Linked DNA regions of Homo sapiens: region 1 is linked to region 2. Evidence: chromatin loops called from intact Hi-C (ENCODE). Cell type or tissue: dorsolateral prefrontal cortex. All regions are shown on one strand. Each heading gives the region's core, and the rest is flanking DNA. Links, peaks and the distances in the headings are about the cores only. Region 1 holds the start of LOC102723323 (a long non-coding RNA gene). Region 2 holds the start of LOC105371256 (a long non-coding RNA gene).

Region 1 (5,382 bases), core at 201-5,200, 170 kb after region 2:
CGTGTATCCCAGAACTTAAACTATAATAATAATAATAATAATAATAATAAACAGTTTATCTTTCTTTTCTCTTAATCATTCTAATATGTTCTTAACAGCCAGGTGCAATGTTAGCTCAGCTGCCCTTTAGCTGCCAAATACCTTCCATGTGCTATCAACAAGATGATTACCTTGGGCCCAAAGTGCAATGCTTACCCAATTATAGAAACTGTGTCAACCTGGTGTTGACTACCACTGCCACTGCCATTGTGAGGTTAGGACTTGGGCAATCACCTGGACAATTTAATCAGAAATCATCCAACTTTTGAAGAACAGGTCAGGATTGATAACTTAGTGCAAAGTTCCCTTGGATGATGGTACAATCTTTTCATAGCCTGTTATTCTCCACACATGCACACTCACACATGAACATGCATTCACACACATGCCAACAACAATCATCAGTAGGTATTTTTAAAAATTCAAATTGTAATATACTAAACAATAAGCCATGTTGATATTTCATGTTCCTTTCTAGTCTTTGGCCATAAACAAATGTCACTTTCATGTGATTATAATAAAATTTATAGATTTCATTCGTTTTTTTCTTACATGATTTTGCCAGCATTTTTCTCCATGAGGATTTTCCAAATGCTTTGTAGATGTCAACAATGGAATCCTTCCAGCTGGAATGAGTTTGCACTCTGTGCTGAAATCACAGTCGGGGACTCAAAGAAAGAGCCACTTTTAACCTTTTGTGTTTTCTGCTCTAAGGAATGAACTCCTGGCTGCTCTTTCTTTCAGGAATTAATGTGTTTGGATAATTGTCTCAAGTGGGAGCTCGCCACAGGAAAGCAGGTGTAGGGGCTTGGCTTTTGGCAGAGGCTTAGTTTATTTGTCATTTATTCACTCATGCATTCATTCAACAAACATTCCTTGAATATCTATCCATTACCCAACAGACATGGGTAGCAATGCTATCTGCAGGCAGGTCATGGAGGCTGGATCAGGAGCAGGAAGATGGAAGAAATGAATGACCTCGAGAGCTGAGTGTAAGGATTCACACCTGCCTTCCAAAAACAGAGATACCAGCTGAGCAGAGAAGAATGAAGCGCACGAAGAGAGGCCTGTGGTTCAATCAGACCAACCAACAAGAACTAGAAAGACAGGGCGTCATTGCACAGCAGACATCCCAGATTAAATAAACAGATGTCAACCATGAAGACTGAAGATTTGGGGCCTTGGAGGCAAGGACAGATCCTGAAAAGGACAGCAAAGAATCACATGAGCCCATCTTGAATGTGGCTCCTGGGAAAGCAATGTATTCTAAGCACTTTGAATCCAAGATCTGCTGCCTGAGTCTTGTAGAGAGGCCGTGAACTCAAGCAGGGCTGCCTGCATGTGAATCCCACGTGGAAGCTAGGTGACTTCAGGTAAGTGACTTAACCTTCCAGGACCACATTTTCCAGATCCTGAAACAGTGATGACCTAAAAGTGCTTAGCTCATAGGTTTGTAATGAGGCGTAGGAGAGCTCATACTTGCACAGCGTTCAAAACAGTGCCTGATACAAAGTAAATGCTTATATAAGAGTTTTTAAATAAAATTAATGTACAGTGGAGGAAAGCATTTCATGACAATACTTAATTCTTTTCAGTACCCCTAACCATCCTCATTTTTAGAGATTTACAAATCTATATGACACCATGGTCTTTTTTCTTCCTAATTATTTACATGTGGTTTCAACTATGGCTTCCTTCCCCAACCGTGATGACCACAGCCTCCTACTCCTCTTCCCCCAGCAATGGGTACCTTCACTGTTGTGTCCTGTTGGTTGCAAGCCAAACTGAAGCATTGTCTAGGTGCCGGGCCGGGTACTCAACCTTCACACATATCAGAACCTAACCTTTTGGCCTGCCCTGTGTTCTCAAGCTCTAACATGCAATAATACTTCCCAGCTTCCCTAAAACCCCCAGACCTCTAAGCTGGTTACATACCAGTGTGGTGTTGAGTCGTATACCAATCTGGCAACATGTTGATGTTTCCATGCAGGAATCCTCACAGCCAGGCTTCACAGCTCAGCAAGGGTCCTGTGCCATCCCTGCCTGAAGATCATTTTGCATTTTTTAGCTGGTATCCAGCATGTTGACTAAGAACAAGAGGGATTTCTTTGAAAGAACAATCAGGATGCCCTAGCTCCTGGGGCCTTTTCCCAGCTCCCAAGCCTGGGAGGCATTGCCACGGATGGCCCAGCTCTTTGGTTGAAGGCCTAACTCCAGGAATGGTGCCATCATTTCAGTGGTTAATAACAAACAAAACAGAAAGATAGACTGCATGACTCATGTACACTGCCACCTGCCGAGGCCTGGGAGCAAAGATTTGGCAAGGACTAAGGAAGAGGACACAGAATCTACTTTCTTTCCTCTTCTTTTTCTTTTACAGAAAGACTCTTTGTTTTTGCCATTTTATGCACAAGCTAAACAGATTACAGTCAAGAAAAATGGGGGCAGGCCCAGGTGTCTAGGAGATGGGAGAGAATTTGCATTCCAATTGTGGAACGTATCAAAAGGCGATTCTTTCTGCCTCAATTGGAAGGTGCAGCTCAATTTGGGGGCAATTTCAACAAGACCATACCTTTTATCTCCAATTCAAACTGGGGGCACTCCAAGGATGCCCTGGGGAATCCTGGAAGGAAAGAGCAGCACCTTTATGAAGGCAGATGTTTTCATTTCCTCCCCTCTAGATCCTTGAAGGTTGAAGGTTGAAAAACATGAGGCTCATTTTTTTTTCTGTTTTTGACTTCTAGTATATTCGAAAATGGAGAAATACCATAAGTCAATTGCAAAATAAATGAATTTGAGTATGTTAAATGTTAACTCTTGTCAAAATAACACATTTCGTGTACCCACATTGCAGTGATTGTGTGTGTGACTTCATTTATGGATAACGTCAAAAGTTTGCATTTAAGGAACAGGATGGAAATGAGGCTCCCAGCAGATGGTTCTTGTGCACCGCCCCCAGCCAGATGGTTCTGACAAGATGATTCTCAGAGAGAATGCTTCCTCCCTCCACCACTACATAAATTGCCCCCTGGCCAGGCATGGTGGCTCATGCCTGTAATCCCAGCACTTTGGGAGGTCGAGATGAAAGGATCAGTTGAGGCCAGGACTTCGAGACCAGCCTGGCCAACACGGGAAAACCCCGTCTCTACCAAAAATACAAAAATTAGCTGGGCGTAGTGGCGTGCACCTGTAGTCCCAGCTACTTGGGAGCTGAGGCACAAGAATCGCTTGCTGCAGGAGGTTGCAATGAGCAGCGATCATGCCACTGCACCCCAGCCTGGGTGACAGAGCAAGACCCTGTCTTAAAAATTTAAAATAAATAAAATAAATTGCCCCCCGCCCAGTGAAAGACCCCATCCCTAATTTGTGTGGCTCCCTAAGAAACATTATCTCAACTCCGACTCTTCCTTTTTTATCTCATTAAAATAAAACAAACAAACAAAAAAACAAGAACTATAGACCTCCATGAGAGACCTCACTTAAAAGCAAAATATTCTGTTAGTTTGAAATAAACCAGAGAATCAAAGCCTCCCTATCCTCTCCAATCTCCACCCGCGTTCAGATACCCCTGCCACACACACACTGAAACTCAGCTCCAGCTCTCTGTCCGCATTGCCCCCTTTCTGCCCCCTCCACACAGACTTATTTCATAAAAATGTCAGCTATTAAGTTAGCATTATTTAAGGGGCTTTGGGTTTTAGTTCCTGAATGCAACTTAAGCTGGATCCGTAAAGGCCTGACACGAAGTCCCGGCTGTATAAAACATGATCCACGGAGGTACTAAATAAATAACCTGGCTGTGGGCTTCCAGGCCGCTCTATTTATCACTGCAGTGAGGATAAGGATCTGATTTAGAGTGAACCCTACTGAGGGTCGAACCCGGCACAAGCTGTAATATGATCTGCAGGGGAGGGCTGATAACCCGAAACAATGTGAAGAAACCCTGTCAGATAAATAAAACAAACTGTTTGTCCATTAAATAGCGCTGTCAGGAAGAGAACAGGGAAGCCAAACAGAGCTAAATCCAATTCTTTTATAGCCACACAAAGCCAGGAACACCTGAACTAAGCTGGGGGAAATAAGCTCCCTTAGAAATAGGTTGTGGGGGGTCGTGTCTGGAGGGAGGGGGATCGTGGTCTGATTTATTGAAGTCACTATGGTAGGAAAAAGTTGCTCTTTGATTCAGGGCAAATCCTGCCCCCTTCCTGGGTCTTGGTCTCCCCATTTGTGAAATGTGACCTGTCTTGCGGGTCCTGCCCTCCTCGCTGGATTACGGAGGTGGACCCATGGAAGAATTACAGAAAAAGGATTCTGAAAAAGAAGAGAATGACTATACGAGGCTCAGAAATGCAAGTGCCTACAGAGGCCAAGCTTGAAGCAGAAAACCAGGGCAGCGGGGACTAGAGAACGAGGGACGTATCTCAAGGGGCGGAAGCCACCCGGCACCACCAATGCTGCTGCGCAGACATACAGGCCCCTGCTGCCAACTCTGAATTTTTTCAAAAGGAAATATATGGTTGTTAATGTGAAATCCCAAGAATTCTAGATGTTGGAGGTAGTTATTGTATGAATGTTTTTAGAATACTGTGTGTGTTTCGTTGGAAAACCATGTGAGTAACATGTGACCTATAGTCTGCAACCTGTGGATGGAAGCAAAACCAGGTGGAATATTTTTGTGATGACCACGTTGCTACTGCTGTTGATGCTGGACACAACCCTGGGACACAAAGGCAGCAGAAACAACAGTGCCCTTTCTCAAACCCACTGATAGATCTCCCGTATGTTTGCCTCAGCTCTTTCAAATTTTTGATGTATTTTACTGGATCTATGTGGCATCTCACTGAATACTACACAGAATCTTCAGAGAACAAAGATTCTCATCAACTGTGCATGTTCTAACTGTCCTCTGAGCTTTCCATTCCCAGATAGAGAACACTAGTCCCTTCCCTGGCCAATGCTTCTCAGTGGGAGCATCACTGGCATTTTGGACAGGCACTAAATGTCTACAGCTCCTCTGAGGCCCAGGACAACCGAGCAATTGCCCTCACACTTTAAAAACAACAACAAAACCAAAACCAAAAGCACTCTGATACTTTACCTTTGTGGAAACCAGAGAGTCTCCTACTCTATCCTTGAAGACTGATATAGTTTGGCTGTGTCCCCACCCAAATCTCATCTTGAATTGTAACTCCCATAATTCTCACATGTTGTGGGAGGGACCCAGTGGGAGATAATTGAATCATGGGAGTGGTTTCCCTCATACTGTTCTCGTGGTAGTGAATAAGTCTCATGAGACCTAATGGTTTTATAAGGGGTTTTCCTTTTCACTTGGCTCTCATTCTC
Region 2 (5,382 bases), core at 163-5,162:
CTGCAAAGGAAGGTGTATCTGCAGGCCTGATTGTGCCTCTTGCTGGCTTTCATTCAAGGATACTTCAAATTTTGTTAGGACATACTATTCTTACAATAAAATATTTGTCTTCGTCTCAATTAAGAGCACCCTGAAATGTATACCATTATACATAAATAGCTTATGGAGTGACTTATAGTTTACCCCGTTTGGCTTAAAACCAGCAGGGATCTATCAAGATCACAAATCCTACCCTAACTTTGAAGCCTGTCCTGGTACCCACACCCCGCTACTTACAGACAATGTGATAGTTGACACCGTACTTAACTTCCACCATCCTACCTGCCTGTCTCTATTACTCATAGCCAGCAGGAAACCTTTGCTCATGGTCTGACCTCTCCAACTATCAGACCCCGTCTCTCCTCTCAGACCTTCTGACCTTCAGACCTGTTGACTCATGCCACTTCCCTCTACTCAGAGGGGCAAATAGTTTTATTTTATAAAGTAGCTTTAAATGATTGGTAATGTCTACCAGGAATACTGTGTTGAGAAGGATTATGAAGCTTAGACTGGACTAGGGGGTGATGGAGAAGAGCAGCTTGATTGATTGGTGATGATTGATTAGTGAGGATTGATTAGTGATGGCTGATTAAGGATGATTGATTAGTGATGGCTGCCATAGTCATAGAGGAGAAAAGCAAGCAACTGTGCTGAGCCTACAGAAGTCACAATGTCTGAGCCTGCTGGGCTGCCCACATTTCCCCTTTCTCCCTCCAAATGCTACCATCCTCCCAAATCCATAGGGGAAAAGGCCACCCTTAAGAATTTGCACCTAGAATACTGAAATGATTAATGATGTGTTCACAAATTGTTTGCATAAGGAATACTTTCTTCTTGTCATCCTGAGAAAACATGATATTGGTCTTCTAACAAAACTTGGAAAGTTAACTTGAGAGAAACCTTTTAGTTGCTCTACAACAGCCTCCTCATCAAGTAAATGTATTTCAGCATCAGGGATTAAAAAAAAAAAGTCTACTTTTGCAGGTCATCTTTTGGGATTCGTTAGGATTTGTTAGGTCACCTTTTGGAATTTGAGCATTTGTTAGAAAACAAATTCTCACCGCGAATCCTTGTGTCCTGCCCCCCCTATATACTTTAAGATATAAAAGAAGCATCAGAAATGGCCCTTCTTATAAAGAACCTGCTAAGATGTGAAAGGGCCAAGAAAGAGGATGAAGGAGAATGGTGAAAATGGCCATAGGGTGAATATTTCTGACAATAGCACTGTGAATAATAATAATTGTAACAGCACTAGCACACAGTTTGAAGGCTGTCTATGTTGCAAGTATTGCCCTTTATAGACATTTAATCCTATGGCAATCATATGAAATAGATAGTCTTACTGTAATGGTATCTTTCTTTACAGATGAGGAAATAGAGGCACCAGGAAGTCAAGATAAGGGCAGGGTTAAGACCAAGATGATTGTCCACATTGCTGGAACTTTTTTTGCATTTGGCTCCTGGGAAAATAGACTCCAAAAATTTACTTGGGTCTTTATTTAGCAAGAAATAGTATTGGTATTAAGATAGAATATTTAGATTTCCAAGAAAAAAACCAGAGTCAGAATAATCTTTTCCCTTGTAAATAAAAGAGAGAGAGAGAGAGAGAAGGAGTGAAGGGGTAACATTCCTCGGTGTGAAAAGCATAAAAGTGTCCCAGCGCTGGGCTGGCCTCCTGCTGCTGGGATGTCCCCCACCCCTGCGTTCTCCTTTCGGCCCAGCAGCCCAGCTGACATGTGATGGAGGCTCACAAAGGGAAGAATTCCACAGGCTGGGCTCTGAGCTTGTCCATAATTTGTTACATTGTTCCCCCACTTTGCTGCACGTATGAGATATGCAAGACCCCCGACAGCTCTGAGACCACTGCGGTGGCTGGGCACAATGGGGGGGCTCTGAAGCTGAATTGTGGCCATAACCTGGAGTTCCTTTGCCTTTGTGACTGCCAATAGGATGCTTTAAGTCATTGGGGTGGGCCTTTGTGAGTGCGATTACAAACCAGGAGAGGAAGGGTGAGGAAGCAGGGCTATCTGTGCACGCACGTGCAACAGTTACTAAGCTCGTGTTTCTGGGGCAGGCGGAATAGGAGCTGGGTGTTTATAACATGGTCATTCTCCTTTACAGAATCCTCTGTGAGCCGAGCTGCTAACCACTATGACAGGACTTTGTTTGGGGAGCGTGTTAAGTTAGCTTGGCTGTTTCCACCTGCTGCTCAGACCCACTGGTGACATCATGCTCGCAGGCTCACTGGCAGGCTGGAGGATTCTAGTTTCATGTCCAAAGAACAAGCAAAAATGGAGCCGATCCATGTGGGAATGGTGCCCACATCTGAGGCCTCAGTCACATGTGTCCTGAGAGCTCTGGTCAGTGTTCCCGCAGTCCATGTCCCAGATGGCCCTCTTTTGAGACTGACCCATGCCCCGGAGCCAGAGCTCTGGTTCCCTGGCAACCGTCCCTCCCTGCCTCTCCTCACCTCCCACCCTGTCCTTCTGTAGACACCTGCAGCTGGGCTGCAGCAGGCATGTAGCCATTTGGAGACTCAGTTTCCTTATCTTTAAAATGGGGGGAGCCTACAGCTCCCTAAAATTTAGGAGGAGAGGGCTAGGCCCAATCATTTCACACACTTGCTTTGTATCTCTCTGCTGCTTCCCTGTCCATTTAAAAAATTATAAAGCAGGTATTACATATTGTATACATGCAGTACCTCTGTAGGTGCTGAAGCATAATAAAAGGAAAAAAAATCATGCACTTGCCACTCAAATTAAGAAATAGAACATCGCCAATATGGTAGTGTTTTCTGTATGTTTCTCTTCTATCTCATTCCACTCTCATAAAATATGGGTCAGGTTCAGTGGCTCATGCCTGTAATCCCAGCACTTTGGGAGGCCAAGGCAGGTGAATCACTTGAGTCCAGGAGTTCAAGACCAGCCTGGCCAACATGGTGAAACCCTGTCTCTACTAAAAATACAAAAATCAGCCAGGTGTGGTGGCACACGCCTGTAGTCCCAGTTACTTGGGGGGCTGAGGCAGGAGAATCACTTAAACTAAGGAGGTGGAGGTGAGCTGAGTGCAGTGAACTGAGATTACACAACTGCACTCCAGCTTGGGCAACAGAGTGAGACTCTATCTCAAAAAAAATAATCAAAATATGTACATCCCTTCAGACACACACACACACACACACACTTAAAAATAAATAGAGATCATTTTAAATGTTGGGAAAGTTCAGGCCCATATGAAAGTAGAGAAAATATTTGATGGGTTCCCAAGTGTTCATCACCCAGCTTCAGCAGCTGGTAACTCCTGGCCACGTTTGTTTCATGCCTACTCTCCTACTTTCTTCCCCTTCATATTATTGTGAGACCAATCTCTTATGTCACTTCATTTCTTCTAATTTTGAAAAATAAATATTTTCTTTCTTTTTCTTTTTTTTTGAGACAGTCTCCCTCTGTTGTCTAGGCTGGAGTGCAGCAGCGTGAACATGGCTCACTACAGCATCGAACTCTCTGGCTCAAGTGATCCTCCCACCTCAGCCCCCTGAGTAGCTGGGACCATAGTTGCATGCCACCATGCCTAGCTATTTTATTTTTTATTTTTTTTGTGGCCTTCGTTGCCCAGGTGGGTCTTGAACTCCTGGGCTCCAGAGATCCTCTTGTCTCAGTCTCCCAAAGTGCTGGGATTACAGGTGTGAGACACTGTGCTCAGACTTGCTTTTCTTTATAGTTTTACTGCATGTGTATATATTTCAAAATTTATATATTTTTAGTTTTCCTTCTCTGTGTATTTTATAAAAGCAGGATTATTTCGTGTGTTTTCTTCTGCAATTTTTTAAAATTCAATTTTATGTCTGGAGTTCATCCTCCTTGGCATGTGTACCTGTAGCTTATTCACTCCTGCTACAGAGTAATATTTCATTTTATGAGCATTCATCATTTATTTAACCATCTGTGTATAGGCATTTAGATGAGTTCCCGTTTAAGCAATTTTAAACAAAGCTGTTGCAAATATTGATAGACATGTCCTGTGGATCATACATGCAACAATTTCTCTAAGTAGAGACCAAGAGATAAATTTTTAGGTCTTATCATATGACCCTTTCTAACTTTATACAATGATGCTAAATTGTGTTACTGAAGTAGTTATTTTAACATATAGTCCCATGCTGATATTTGAGTTCCTGCTGCTTTACATCCTCACCAAAACTTGACATTGCCAGATTTTATTAACATTTTGCCAATCTAGTGGTACAAAAATGAGTGATTTTCATGATGCTGATCATTTATCTTTCCCTTTTTCCCACTAGGGTTGAGCACTCATGGTAAACTTCTCTAGTTTTCAATCACATTTCCTTCTTGGTGAAGTTTCTATTTGTGTCACTTTGTCTTTTGCCAATTTTCTATTGAATTATTTTTATTTTATTTAATTAATTAATTTATTTATTTATTTTGAGACAGAGTCTCATACTGTTGCCAGGCTGGAGTGCAGTGGCATGATCTCGGCTCACTGCAACCTCCGCCTCCCGGGTTCAAGTGATTCTCCTGCCTCAGCCTCCTGAGTAGCTGGGATTACAGGTGAGTGCCACCACGCCCAGCTAATTTTTGTATTTTTAGTAGAGATGAGGTTTCACCATGTTGGCCACGATGGTTTCAATCTCTTGACCTCCTGATCTGCCCACCTCGGGCCTCCCAAAGTGCTGGGATTACAGGCGTAAGCCACCACTCCTGGCTGAATTATTTTTTAATATCTTAATTTTCAAGAGATCTGTAAGTATTCAAATAATTAAACTTTTATTGACTGATTATTGATTGATTGTCTGGAAATTATATTCTCCCAGTTTGTGGATTTTTTTTAACTCTTTTTTTTCTGATGAATGGGATTTCTTAATTTTAATGTAGTCAAGTTTGTTAATCTTTTACTCTGTAGTTATTTACTATTACCATTATTATTACTGGTCTTGCATAAGAAAATTGTTCCCACCCAGTAGTCATAAAGACATTTTTATGCATTTTCTCCAAAAAGCATTAATATTTTGCCTTTTATATTTAGCATGGTTAATCTGCCTGGGGATTTTGACATATAGTATGAGGCAGGGACCTAATTTTAATTTTTTTTTTCATGTAGGTAATGAATTTCCCCAGTCCAACTTATTGAATAATCATTGTCCTGAAGTAGTTAATGGATTTGAGTTACAGCTCGGCAAATTCCACAAAGAAAATAAAACAGCACAAGGTCCCCACAGAGCGACGGGAGGCAGGAAAGGGGAAGTCCATGCCACCAGAGGAATAGTTTCATTGAACGCTTGATCTTTGAGCCGAACTCAGAAGGAGCCACCCCTGTAAAGGTCTA

Evidence for each region. Peaks named below come from ENCODE experiments on the same cell type or tissue, not always from the same donor. Only the 100,000 strongest peaks of a DNase experiment are listed, where the experiment ranks them.
Region 1: a loop joins it to region 2, with 2.3 times the contacts of the local background. A loop is called at or near these places in 1 of 110 quality-filtered maps.

Annotation. Positions count from the first base shown.
Region 1 is chr16:51,522,890-51,528,271 of GRCh38, forward strand. It overlaps LOC102723323 (a long non-coding RNA gene), which reads right to left and starts at 2,244. Exons shown (of 4, transcript XR_933558.3): 1 at 1,975-2,244. RefSeq lists an enhancer at 3,396-4,125. In dorsolateral prefrontal cortex, for the core only: a CTCF peak has its summit at 2,352; DNase peaks (open chromatin) are centred at 2,332 and 3,019; H3K27ac peaks cover 521 bases.
Region 2 is chr16:51,357,427-51,362,808 of GRCh38, forward strand. It overlaps LOC105371256 (a long non-coding RNA gene), which reads left to right and starts at 4,566. Exons shown (of 4, transcript XR_933559.3): 1 at 4,566-4,607; 2 at 5,158-5,382. RefSeq lists enhancers at 1,360-2,161, 3,278-3,447, 3,903-4,072. In dorsolateral prefrontal cortex, for the core only: no CTCF peak of the experiment used is centred there; DNase peaks (open chromatin) are centred at 1,825 and 2,345; H3K27ac peaks cover 2,091 bases.